Regions from separate parts of the Homo sapiens genome. Here region 1 is linked to region 2. The links are chromatin loops, found by intact Hi-C in ENCODE. Cell type or tissue: heart left ventricle. All regions are shown on one strand. Links, peaks and the distances in the headings refer to the core of each region. The heading gives the core; the rest is flanking DNA.

Evidence for each region. A loop is a pair of places that touch in the nucleus more often than their neighbours do. Peaks named below come from ENCODE experiments on the same cell type or tissue, not always from the same donor. Only the 100,000 strongest peaks of a DNase experiment are listed, where the experiment ranks them.
Region 1: a loop joins it to region 2, with 2.9 times the contacts of the local background. A loop is called at or near these places in 9 of 110 quality-filtered maps.

Annotation. Positions count from the first base shown.
Region 1 is chr13:110,544,321-110,549,694 of GRCh38, forward strand. All of the region lies in intron 1 of RAB20 (RAB20, member RAS oncogene family), which reads right to left. Among named protein-coding and RNA genes, the nearest start is that of RAB20, 15 kb to the right of the region's middle. In heart left ventricle, for the core only: no CTCF peak of the experiment used is centred there; a DNase peak (open chromatin) is centred at 2,801; H3K27ac peaks cover 895 bases.
Region 2 is chr13:110,462,593-110,467,966 of GRCh38, forward strand. It overlaps COL4A2 (collagen type IV alpha 2 chain), which reads left to right. Exons shown (of 48, transcript NM_001846.4): 25 at 2,813-3,014; 26 at 3,411-3,470; 27 at 4,448-4,504. It overlaps COL4A2-AS2 (COL4A2 antisense RNA 2), which reads right to left and starts at 695. Exons shown (of 5, transcript NR_171022.1): 1 at 431-695. In heart left ventricle, for the core only: no CTCF peak of the experiment used is centred there; DNase peaks (open chromatin) are centred at 2,119 and 2,939.

The DNA.
Region 1 (5,374 bases), core at 67-5,066, 82 kb after region 2:
GCAGTGTGATGCTTCCAGCTTTATTATTGCTCAAAATTGAGCAAGAATTTTGCTGGCTATTTTGGGTCTTCTGTGGTTCCACATAAATTTTAGAATTTTTTTCTATTTCTGTAAAAAATGCCATTGGAATTATGATAGTGATTGCATTGAATCTATGAGTGGGATTTTAAAGCAATTCTACCTTGACACATGTTAAAAAATAATTTTCCAAAAAGGGCAAAATCATGACTCTAATACAGATGTAAAAATAAAGACACGTTAAACTCATGCAATGAAGGAGCCAGACCTAGGTCATAACCAACTCAAAGAAGTCAAGGCACAGAGACGTGTGGCGCAGACAGACGGGAATACTGGAGCCTGTGGAGGGTGACATCTAGGAAGACACATGGAGAACCAGAGAGGAGTGCCACAGTGAGTGTGGAAACACAGGTAAAGCGCCTCACCGAGGGAAAGTGACGCACCACACACCCTCAAATCTCAAGTAGGTCTCTGATATGGTTTGGCTGTGTCTCCGTTCAAATCTCAACTTGAATTGTATCTCCCAGAATTCCCACGTGTTGTGGGAGGGACCCACAGGGAGGCAATTGAATCATGGGGGCATAGTCTTTCCCGTGCTACTCTTGTGGTAGTAAATAACTCTCATGAGATCTGATGGTTTTATCAGGGGTTTCTGCCTTTTGCCTCTTCCTCATTTTCTCTTGCCGCCACCATGTAAGAAGTGCCTTTTGCCTCCCACCATGATTCTGAGGTCTCCCCAGCCATGTGGAACTGTAAGTCCAATTAAACCTCTTTTTCTTCCCAGTCTCGGTTATGTCTTTATTAGCAGCATGAACACGGATTAACACAGTCTCCATTAAAAAATACCTAAGAGTGTAACTGGGTTGTTTGTAACGCAAGGGATAAATGTTTGAGGGATGGATACCCCATTTTCCACGATGCAATTATTATGCATTGCATGCCTATGTCAACACATTTCATGTACCCCATAAATATATACGCCTACTATGTACTCATAAAAATTTAAAAAGTATTAAATAAGTGTATTATGTCTCCCAAAATAGTGCCCATCCTAGCACCCCCTTCTCTTCCTCACAGCAAGTGTTAGAAATCGTATTGTGAATGCTCTTTGTCTGTGGTCGGTCTCCCCAACTGGACTGCGTATTCTGTCTACTGCCACTTGCCCACGCTTAGCAGAGCATCTGATTTATAGGCAGTCCTCCAAAAAGTGCTGAATAAATGAGCAAGTTCACACTCACTGAGTGTTCACTCTACACACATCAGGATATTAAAACTAGAAGGAGCTTGGAGATCCTTGTGCTGAGGTGGTGACTGAGGTGGACACATGGGCCCCCAGAGCTTGGGCAAGTCTAGAGAAGTGCATCAGTGCCACCTTGGGAAGATGATAAAATTCCTGCACTCCCCCTCAAAAAGAAGGAAATACAAAGCAACATATAAAAAGGGCACAATAGGAGTCTGTAAAATATGCCCTGTAATGTTAAGGACCTCTTTACAGTCCTTCGTTCTCTATTATTAAGCAATTAATGACTAGAGCCTTGCTGTGGGGGAAAATGCTGCATTTACTTCTGAGCTCTACATTCCTGTTTCATGATCTGACTCCACAGAAACACCGTGGATCCTGTAGTCTTCACCCAGAAGCCAGGACCAAGCATACAGCAAAGCAGATGAAAAGTCAATGTCCAACCAGAGCCATTCCAATCCATAATTCTGAAAGTGATTCCTTCACATAGCAGAGAAACCCCATGAGATAGGCACCAAAAAAAAAGCCTCAGCCATTTAATCCTTATCACCCTTTACAAAAGCTAAGGGAACCTATGATGTGCCAGGAGAAAGAAGATGACATTGCATTACTGAGAGTCGAGAACCATGCTGGGCTCCCTGCACATCTGTCATCTTATTTAAGCTTCATAACTGTCCCTGGAAATAAGGTTTATTACTACAGTTTTAAGAAGACATCACTGAGACTCAGAGACAGGATCATATCTTCATTTTGTTTTCTAAAAGTGTTCCAATTGATTCATCTAAAAAGAAAACCTGCTGATCCCAAATACAGCTGTGAGGGAAAGGTACAACCCTAAATTCACCTATTTGGGCAACATAAGTCATTTCAAGTTATGCCATGAGATGGTAGCGTCCCGAAAGGCAGTTCCAACCCACAAGGAAGCACAGTCACACATGAGTCTTCCATTTCTAAGTAGAAATGCCTCATTTTTTATTGATGCACTCAGCGGCTCTGCAGGCCACCCTTGGTCTGTGTGACAGGGCCACTAAGCGTGTGTCATGGCATGGTGCTGGGTGACACCCAGGCTCACAAATCTTAACTGACCTGGAGCATCTGTGAACAGTACAAGCTGAACTTCTGTTTTTTTTTGTTTTTTGGGTTTTTTGTTTGTTTGTTTGTTTGTTTGTTTGTTTTTGAGACAGGGTCTCACTCTGTTGCCCAGGCTGGAGTGCAGTGGTGCAGTCACAGCTCACTGCAGCTTCAAACTCCCAGACTCAAGTGATCCTCCCACCTCAGCCTCCCCAGTAGCTGAACCTACAGGTGTGCACCACCATGCCTGGCAATTTTTTTTCAATTCTTAGTAGAGACAGGGTCTCGCTATGTTGCCTTGGCTGGTACCTATCTTCTGACTTCAAGGGATCCTCCCGTCTGAGTCTCCCGAAGTGCTGGGATTACAGGCGTGAGTCACCACGCCTGGCCAAGCTGAACTTCTGTACCACAAACAATAGAAAGTGTTCCTCCTTCTCAAGGACTCATATGTCAGAAGCCTGGAATGCCGCCAGTCAAGGCCAGGAAGCTGACTGTTGCGCCAAATCACAGCGGTCTACACGGCGCCTCCTCTAACCAGACTGTCCTGAACTAGAGCAGCCAAGGTCAGGGAAGGGAACGGACCCCTGCCCCAAACACACTGAATCAGCTGGCTCTGCATAAATGAGAAAGCGCAGCTCAGACACGAGGCGCAACAAGCTTCCTATGTGAATGAAGTGCGCTTAATTCTACACGGGGAAAGCGTTAACAGGAATCTTAACACATTGATCTCGTTAGTGATGAGACAGGCCACAGGTTGAAACTGTTTTTCATTTACTATCGTTGGGTGCAGCAGGACTTTTCTAGTTCACAGGCACCCCATGCACGAAATAGAACGTAGCCCGATGTACATTTATTACCTTGTGTGAGTGAATGCATACTTGGAGCAATTCCTTTCCAGTTCCACTCTCACTTTAGGATCCAAGTCACTTCTACGAAGGACACAGCAGGCTGGTGAGATTAAGTGCATAAATCCTCGGACAGGTCTGCCCAGATCAGATCCCCACTCCACCACTCCTGGAAAATAACCTTGCTACCTGCTACGGTGCCAGAGAGGATTAAAGGAGCTAAAATGGGGAAGCGTTTTGCAGAGCCTCTGGCACATATTAAGTGTTGTGGAAGCATCGGCTATAATTTAAGGCCAAAGCTATAAGGCCAAAGTCTGTAGACTGGAACCTCAGTCTTGGGAAGCCTGCATGACCCCACAAGCTAATGCTAATCAGCCTACACAACAGTATTGCAAATAGGCCGTCCCATTTATTCTTTGTATCTAAACACTTACTTTAAAATATAGGTAAGCATTTCAGATATAACCTGGAGCAAAAAGTTTCCCATAGCAGGTATTCTATAACTGTGAAGCTACCACCAGAGCAACTCCTTATGCCGTCAAGGCTCTTAGTAATAAAATTGAGAATTTCCAAAATACAAATAGGAAACCTGGTCAACAGACTACAAAAATAAAAGACACTGTTATCCTCAAGGCAACTTCAGTTAGAATGCTACATCTTTTTGATCCAACAATTTTTCTTTTATGGATTAGAAAACACCATAATTCGGCCGGGCACGGTGGCTCACACCTGTCATTCCAGCACTTTGGGAGGCCCAGGTGGGCAGATCACTTGAGGTCATGAGTTCGAGACCAGCCTGGCCAACATGGTGAAACCCCAATTCTACAAAAAATACAAAAATTAGCCAGGTGTGGTGGTGTGCACCTGTAGTCCCAGCTTCTCGGGAGGCTGAGGCAGGAGAATTGCTTGAAGCTGGGAGGTGGAGGTTGCAGTGAGCCGAGATCACACCACTGTACTCCAGCCTGGGCAAGAGAATGAAACTGTCTCAAAAACAAAAATAAAAACAAAAAAAAACTCTTGTCATTCTGGAAATGTCCACAATTCAGTCTCACCTGCCTCCATCCTCATGAAGGCACCAGGGGAGCGCGGTGGGCTCACCTGATTTCTTGGTTAGGTCTGTTCTGTTCCTTTTTTATGCGGGGTCTGTCGGTGGGCACTGCTCCAATGTGAGGGGTCCAGGCTCCATCGTAGCCTCTTAACCAGCTCAGTGCCAGGAAGGGTGGACTTTGACAAAAACCCACCTCAAATCTGCACTCCCCAACCTGGAGTGCAACCTGTGGCAAGCTCCCTAGGCTCTCTGGGCCTCAGCTTCCTCATCTGCACCGAGAGGTGAGGATAACACCAAGCACACAAAGTGGATGCCGGAACAATGGACAATGCCAGAAGGCACTGAGTGTGATGTCTGGCACCCAGAAGCATGATAAATGCCTGCTGCTCTCACAGCCCAGGGCTCCAGCCAGGTAAGGGCTGGGTCCCTACAGAACCCAGAGGCCTGAACATGTGTGTGATGATTCCAAACTTCCCAGGCCAGTTTTTCATAGGACACTACCCTGACTTCCTTGCAGAACCCTAGCAGTAGGTAGCTGAGCTATTTCAGAGGCTTAAGACCAGTGTGCGGAGAGCGGTTAGGCCAGAGGGAGGAAAGACATCCGTTGCCATCAACATCTTGTGAGTCCACAAAACAAATCAGCAAATATTTACAAAATGCTTTGCTTGGAGCTACAAGCTTAGCTTGGTCTGTGTTAGAATATAAGCTACTAAAAGTTAAGTGTGTTGATTTGTATCAGCTTGGGTTAAGCAGGAAGGAATATTTCAGACAAAAGCTGAATTCTTGAATGCAGATTCATTTTGCCTGTGCCCTTTGGCATTTCCGAATTTCTAGCTTCTTCAGCCCTGAATCTGGAATCCAGGGAACTCACCACTGTGTCTTTTCATCCACGGTTCCTAGCTCATGATTCTTACAGCCATTGTTACAATCTATTGTTATAATGTTGGGTGCCTTAGGCCTCAGGAACAAAATCTTTCTCTCTGACCTTCTCCTGTCCTCCTTTCACCTGGCCCAGGCCGGACTCTAATCTGATTGTGGGTCATTAGACCCTCCTTCCAGAGAGGGTCCTGCCCCATACCCTAGAGGAAGGAATGCTGCAGAGAGGCCTGGGGAATCTGAACAGACAGGCCTTGCTGGGCTTAGACTGCACCC
Region 2 (5,374 bases), core at 208-5,207:
ACATTTAAAAGTCAACAATCAAAGAAATATTCCTCCTGGTGTAACAGACTAAGAACCCTCCCCCGCCAAAAAAAGTAGACTATTCTAAAATGGGTGGTGGAACCCTATTTTTCCAAGGTAAATCATGAAATATACAATTTCATTTTTGCAACAAACACACACTGGTGTTGAAGGAGGGGCTACCTAGTAGCCTGCAGAGACCCCAGCATCATTTCCTCAGGGGAGGCTGGGGTCAGAGGCGCGGGAGGCAGCCATGGAGGGAGACAAGACCCCTTCCTGTGCACCCTCCAGCCTCTGAGCCTCTCCTGCCACCACGCCTTTCCCACTGCCAGCTCTGGAGCATTCTCTTCTCAGAAGGACCTTGCAACCTTATTTCTCACGTCTTTTTTTCTAGATTCCATTTTCCTCCCTCTAGTCACCAAGCCTGTACCTCCTTAAGCTCTTTGTACTGGTTTCCTGGGGCTGAGGTCACAAACTGCCACAGACTGGGCAGCTTAGACATCAGAAATGTATGGTCTCACAGCTCTGGAGGCTGAAAGCCGACATCAAGGTGTCTGCAGGGCTGGTTCCTTCTGAGACAGTGCGGGAGGATCTGTCCCTGCCTCTCTCCCAGGTTCCCGGAGCTCTGGCATTCCTTGGCTTATAGACGGCTGTCTTCTCTCTGTCTTCTCATCATCTGTCCTCTCTGTGTGTCTGTCTCTGGGCCCAAATTTCCCCTTTTTATAGGGAGAGCGGTCATATTGGAATGGGCCCATCCTAAAGACCTCATCTGACCTTGAGCACCCTCAAAGACCTTATTTCCAAATAAGGTCACATGTCTAGGTCCTGGGGGTTAAGACTTCAGCATCATTGGAGGACGATTGAAGTCATAATCCTCTTTCTCCTCCTCAGAGCCTCACGCCTGAATTCTATTCGCAGCTTATTTGCCTCATTCCATAACCCATGTCTTCTCTAGTTTTAACGTGGGTCATGTCTGTAATAACACTCTTGAGTGCAGTGGTACAATCAAAGCTCACTGCAGCCTCGAACTTCTGGACTCAAGCCATCCTCCTGCCTCAACCTCCCGAGTACCTGGGACCACAGGTGCACACCAGCACACCCACCTAATATTTTTAAAATTTTCTGTAGAGATGAGATCTCTCTATGTTGCCCATGCTGGTCTCAAACTCCTGGGCTCAAGTGATTCTCCTGCCTTGGCTTCCCAAAGCACTGGTTTTATAGACATCAGCCACCACACCCGGCCCACATTTTTACAATTTAAGTGCAGTTTTTTGGGGCCAGAGAACACAGATAATTCTATGATTGGGTATCTTAAAAATCTCATCTGGGAGGCAACAGGGTTAAATAAGAGGCAAAGTCATAATTGGTCACTTTAGCCAGAAGAGGAGGATGAGTGATGATTCCTGTGGTTGGAACAGTCTTTGGCCTGTTCAGTGTCATGTGGGGTGGGGGTGGTGAGTGTATGTGTGGTGTGTGGTGTGCTCATGTGTGTATGTGTGTGGTCCGTTTGAGTCTGGATTTGTTACGGTAGTGGTGGCCTTCCCTGGAGTTGGTGCCTTGTGAAGTTGGTGACCAGGAGGTGCACCTGTCCAGCCATGGGGTTCACCCACCCCTGCGGCTCCCAAGCCTGGCTGCCAGTCCCAGCCCAGCTGGGGGCAGGTGGTCGGAGCAGGGTTAGGGGTAGGGGTGAGGGTTAGGGTCAGGGAGAACCTTGCAGCCTCAGCTTCCCATTCTCGGGGTGTAGGGACTTTCCCAGTGCTTGTGTGCCTTCCTTGTTTGGTGGCATCTCTAAACCAAGAATGTCAACTTCTGCCTTTAGAAAACTCGTGATCCTGCCTGTGCCACCTTCCAGTGGCATCATCCCCACTGCTGTCCACTAAGTTTGGGGCATCTGCCCTGTGATCTCTGCAACAGCCTTGTGTCCCCCTCCCCTGTGAAAAAAAGCTAAAACACAGGGGTACACCACTTAATCAAGGTCTCATAAATAGAGCTGGACCGGTGTCCCTGCCCCGCTCCGTCATGCCTTTGACAAGGAAGGGGCTGTGGTGTCAGTGGAGAGCAGGGTTTGATTTCTTATAAGCAGCTGCCTCATTGTCATGAGAACACCCAGCCTCGTCCCGTGGCTCAGCAGATGAGCGGGAGCTTATGCGCATGGCTGTTCCACCAGCACGTGGGGACAGCACCGAGCCGTGCCGTGGTGTGTGCGCAGATCACACCAGCATCACTGCTGCCAGCCTCCCCACCCCATCCCTGCACCTCCCACCAGCTCCCCCCCGCACCCTGCAGCTGGTGCTTTCATCCACAGGGCAGCCCCTCTCCATTCCCAATCCTGTAATCTCTCCTGACTTCTGAGGCGCACACGGCTCTTTCCTTGTCCAAATTAGCTTCCTTTCCTTTAACAACGTAGCATCTCTTAAAATAACAGCCATTTTACCGATGCTAAATTATAACAACAAAATCATGTGTTTCTTTCTCCACCCACAGTAGAACACAAAAGCCTGTGCCTTCGCTGTTCTGGAGATGAAGGCCCAGGCTGATGCAGGGGAGCTGGCGGGTGGGAAGAGAGAAATGCTCAAGCATGTACATGTGCCTTCCAGAACCGGCTTCCGTGGCATTGCTTAGACTGCTACACAGTCTGTCACTGGCTCCTGTGACCTGGCTGACCATGGCACTAGGTTCCTGTTCATCTCTGTTGTCTTTCTGTTCTGGATCCATAGCTCAGAATTCCGGGAAATGGGAAAGGAAACAGGGAAGTCGAGGCGATCTTTAACATTAGTATATATTTTAAGAAATAAACTGAATTTTCACACAGGGTGATGGCATCAAGGGCCCTCCAGGGGACCCAGGCTATCCAGGAATACCTGGAACGAAGGGTACTCCAGGAGAAATGGGCCCCCCAGGACTGGGCCTTCCCGGCCTCAAAGGCCAACGTGGTTTCCCTGGAGACGCCGGCTTACCTGGACCACCAGGCTTCCTGGGCCCTCCTGGCCCCGCAGGGACCCCAGGACAAATAGGTATGAAGGAATCCTCCCTTTTACCTTTCACAGTCCTGAGACATTCCACGCTTTCCTTTGTCAGTGTAGACGTTTCCCAGTAGAGTCAGATGAGGATGCTGTTTTGCCTCATCTGTTCTCGCACGTACAAGGGATGACCCAACTGTGAGGTTTCTGAGCCCCCACCAGCCTCCCCTCAGCAGCTGAAACATGCAGCCTCTCCTGTAGGACTACAGTGACAGAGGCCTTGCCCGGAAGTTCAGAGATGGCTTTCCCGTTCCCTGCCCATTTCAAAGCCTTCCTGCCCCCACCAGCAACATATACGACACACCTTCACACACGTGCACGCCCCAGACGAGCCAGTAACTCTTATCTGTTTCAAAATTGCCTCACTCTGTCCTTATGTCTTCCCCCCAGATTGTGACACAGATGTGAAAAGGGCCGTTGGAGGTGACAGACAGGAGGCCATCCAGCCAGGTACTCTGGGAAGTGCAGGTGGCTTTAGGACACTAGAGAACTCTCATTTGGTCTGCTGGTTAAGCTCTTGCAGTATGCGTGGGATAAGAAATATTAATAATATGTGCAAGCCACGTTTGATTTCCATGGCACAACATAGTGGCCTGGTGAGCACTATACATTGCATGAATGACAACCTGGTAGAGACGGAGAGACATTTAACCAAACCCCTCTTGTCAGAAATCCTTTTTCACTGGAAAGCACCAGTGCATTCCAACTCAGCTCCACAGGCACGTGTGCTGCCAGGAGGGTCCAGGCAGAGGAGGCTGAGCCCAGCCCAGACGGTGGCGAGGATGTCAGGCCAAGATGGGAGCCTGGTCCAGATTCCCAGGCACACAGACAAAAGAAAGCTCCAAGAGTGACTGTTCTTGCAAGAGAGCCTCTTAGACAAAGGGCTCTCACAATACCCCAGCTGGAGTGTCACTGCTCCCAGCCACACCAACCAGAAGTGCCCACAGCCTTGATTTAATTTTGCAAGGTGGCTGATTGCTGTGGTTCACTCTGAAAGTAAACAAAGTCACAAAGGAGAAGTCAAATAATTCATTTTGAAATCGCAGGCTATCTCCATTGCTGGCAGATGCTTCCAGACAAAAGAAAAGCATCCACACTGACTTGCAGGGTAGCAGCCAGATTAACTCGGTTTGCACCCAGGCTACTGCCCTGCAGGAGGGAATCAATTGTTTGCCAGCACAGTGCCAGTTTTTATTTGACTAGACTGGCTTAGTTTGCATTTTATACGAATATTTTGATTTCATTACACAATGAAATTAAACTTTTATTTACATCAGAACCAAGATGAATTAAATCATTAAGTTACTCTGATCCCAGAATGGTAGCCGGTTTGCACAGCTCGTGCTTTTGCCCTTGGGGATCCCCAAGGCCGTGGGACTCAGTGTTTAGGATTGCTTGGGCTCATCTTTTCTCCTTTCTGTCCCCAGGTTGCATAGGAGGGCCCAAGGGATTGCCAGGCCTGCCAGGACCCCCAGGCCCCACAGGTAATGCACGGAGGGAACCTGGAGTGCACCCAGCCTTCCTCCCACATCTTCACACTGCTGTGTCTCCCCCGCCCATCTTTCCTCTGGTCCTGCATCCCCCACCCCAGACATGGTCGTGTCCAGCATCTCAGCACAAACTGGTCTTGCGCCTACAGGGAGCCCACTGTCATTTGCCACTATAGAAAAAGGAGTCTGGTAGCTGACACTTAGTTGGGGCCAGGCTAGAAGAGAAAATTCAGCCATGGCTGCAGGGGAACGCCCCCAGGGGCAGAGATGGAAGCCTCGTGTTTAGGACTGGAAAGGGGTTGCACTTCTATGTATTTTCTTTTTATGCCTTTCCATCCCAGGATCTAGGGGAAGAACCTACAGGAGAGGATGCTTTCATTTGGGTTTTGATTAACAGGAAACGGGAATAAACAAGGCTAGAGTGTTTTGTCTCTAGCACCTGGGAGGACCTGGGCTTCTATCTGCTGGCCCAGGCCATCTCTCAGCCCATGTGAGAAAGAGTCTGGGTGCCCTTCACAGAGCCCATGCCTAAGGCCGCCTGCGTGTCCAGTGTTGGCGGTGCAGGCCTGGCTGGCCACCACTGCCGTCCCGCCTGCGCTGCGATTCTGCTGCCCTGCACTCCAGGGTCTCCGTGGGCCTGTGAGCATCGGGGAACACAGAGCCAGGGCTTCCACTCAAGCAGGAGGAGGGCTGGACCCTGAGAGGTGGCTCTATGCCTGTGTCCATCAGCCTGAGAAAAGCAAGTTCTCTGAGCAGTAGGAATTCCCCTTTGGATGTCTCTTCCACTCGGCCTGTGATGGGGCCGGGGAAGCATGTCACTTGGGTAACTCAGTGTCACAAGCACCAGACACAGCCAGAGCTGTT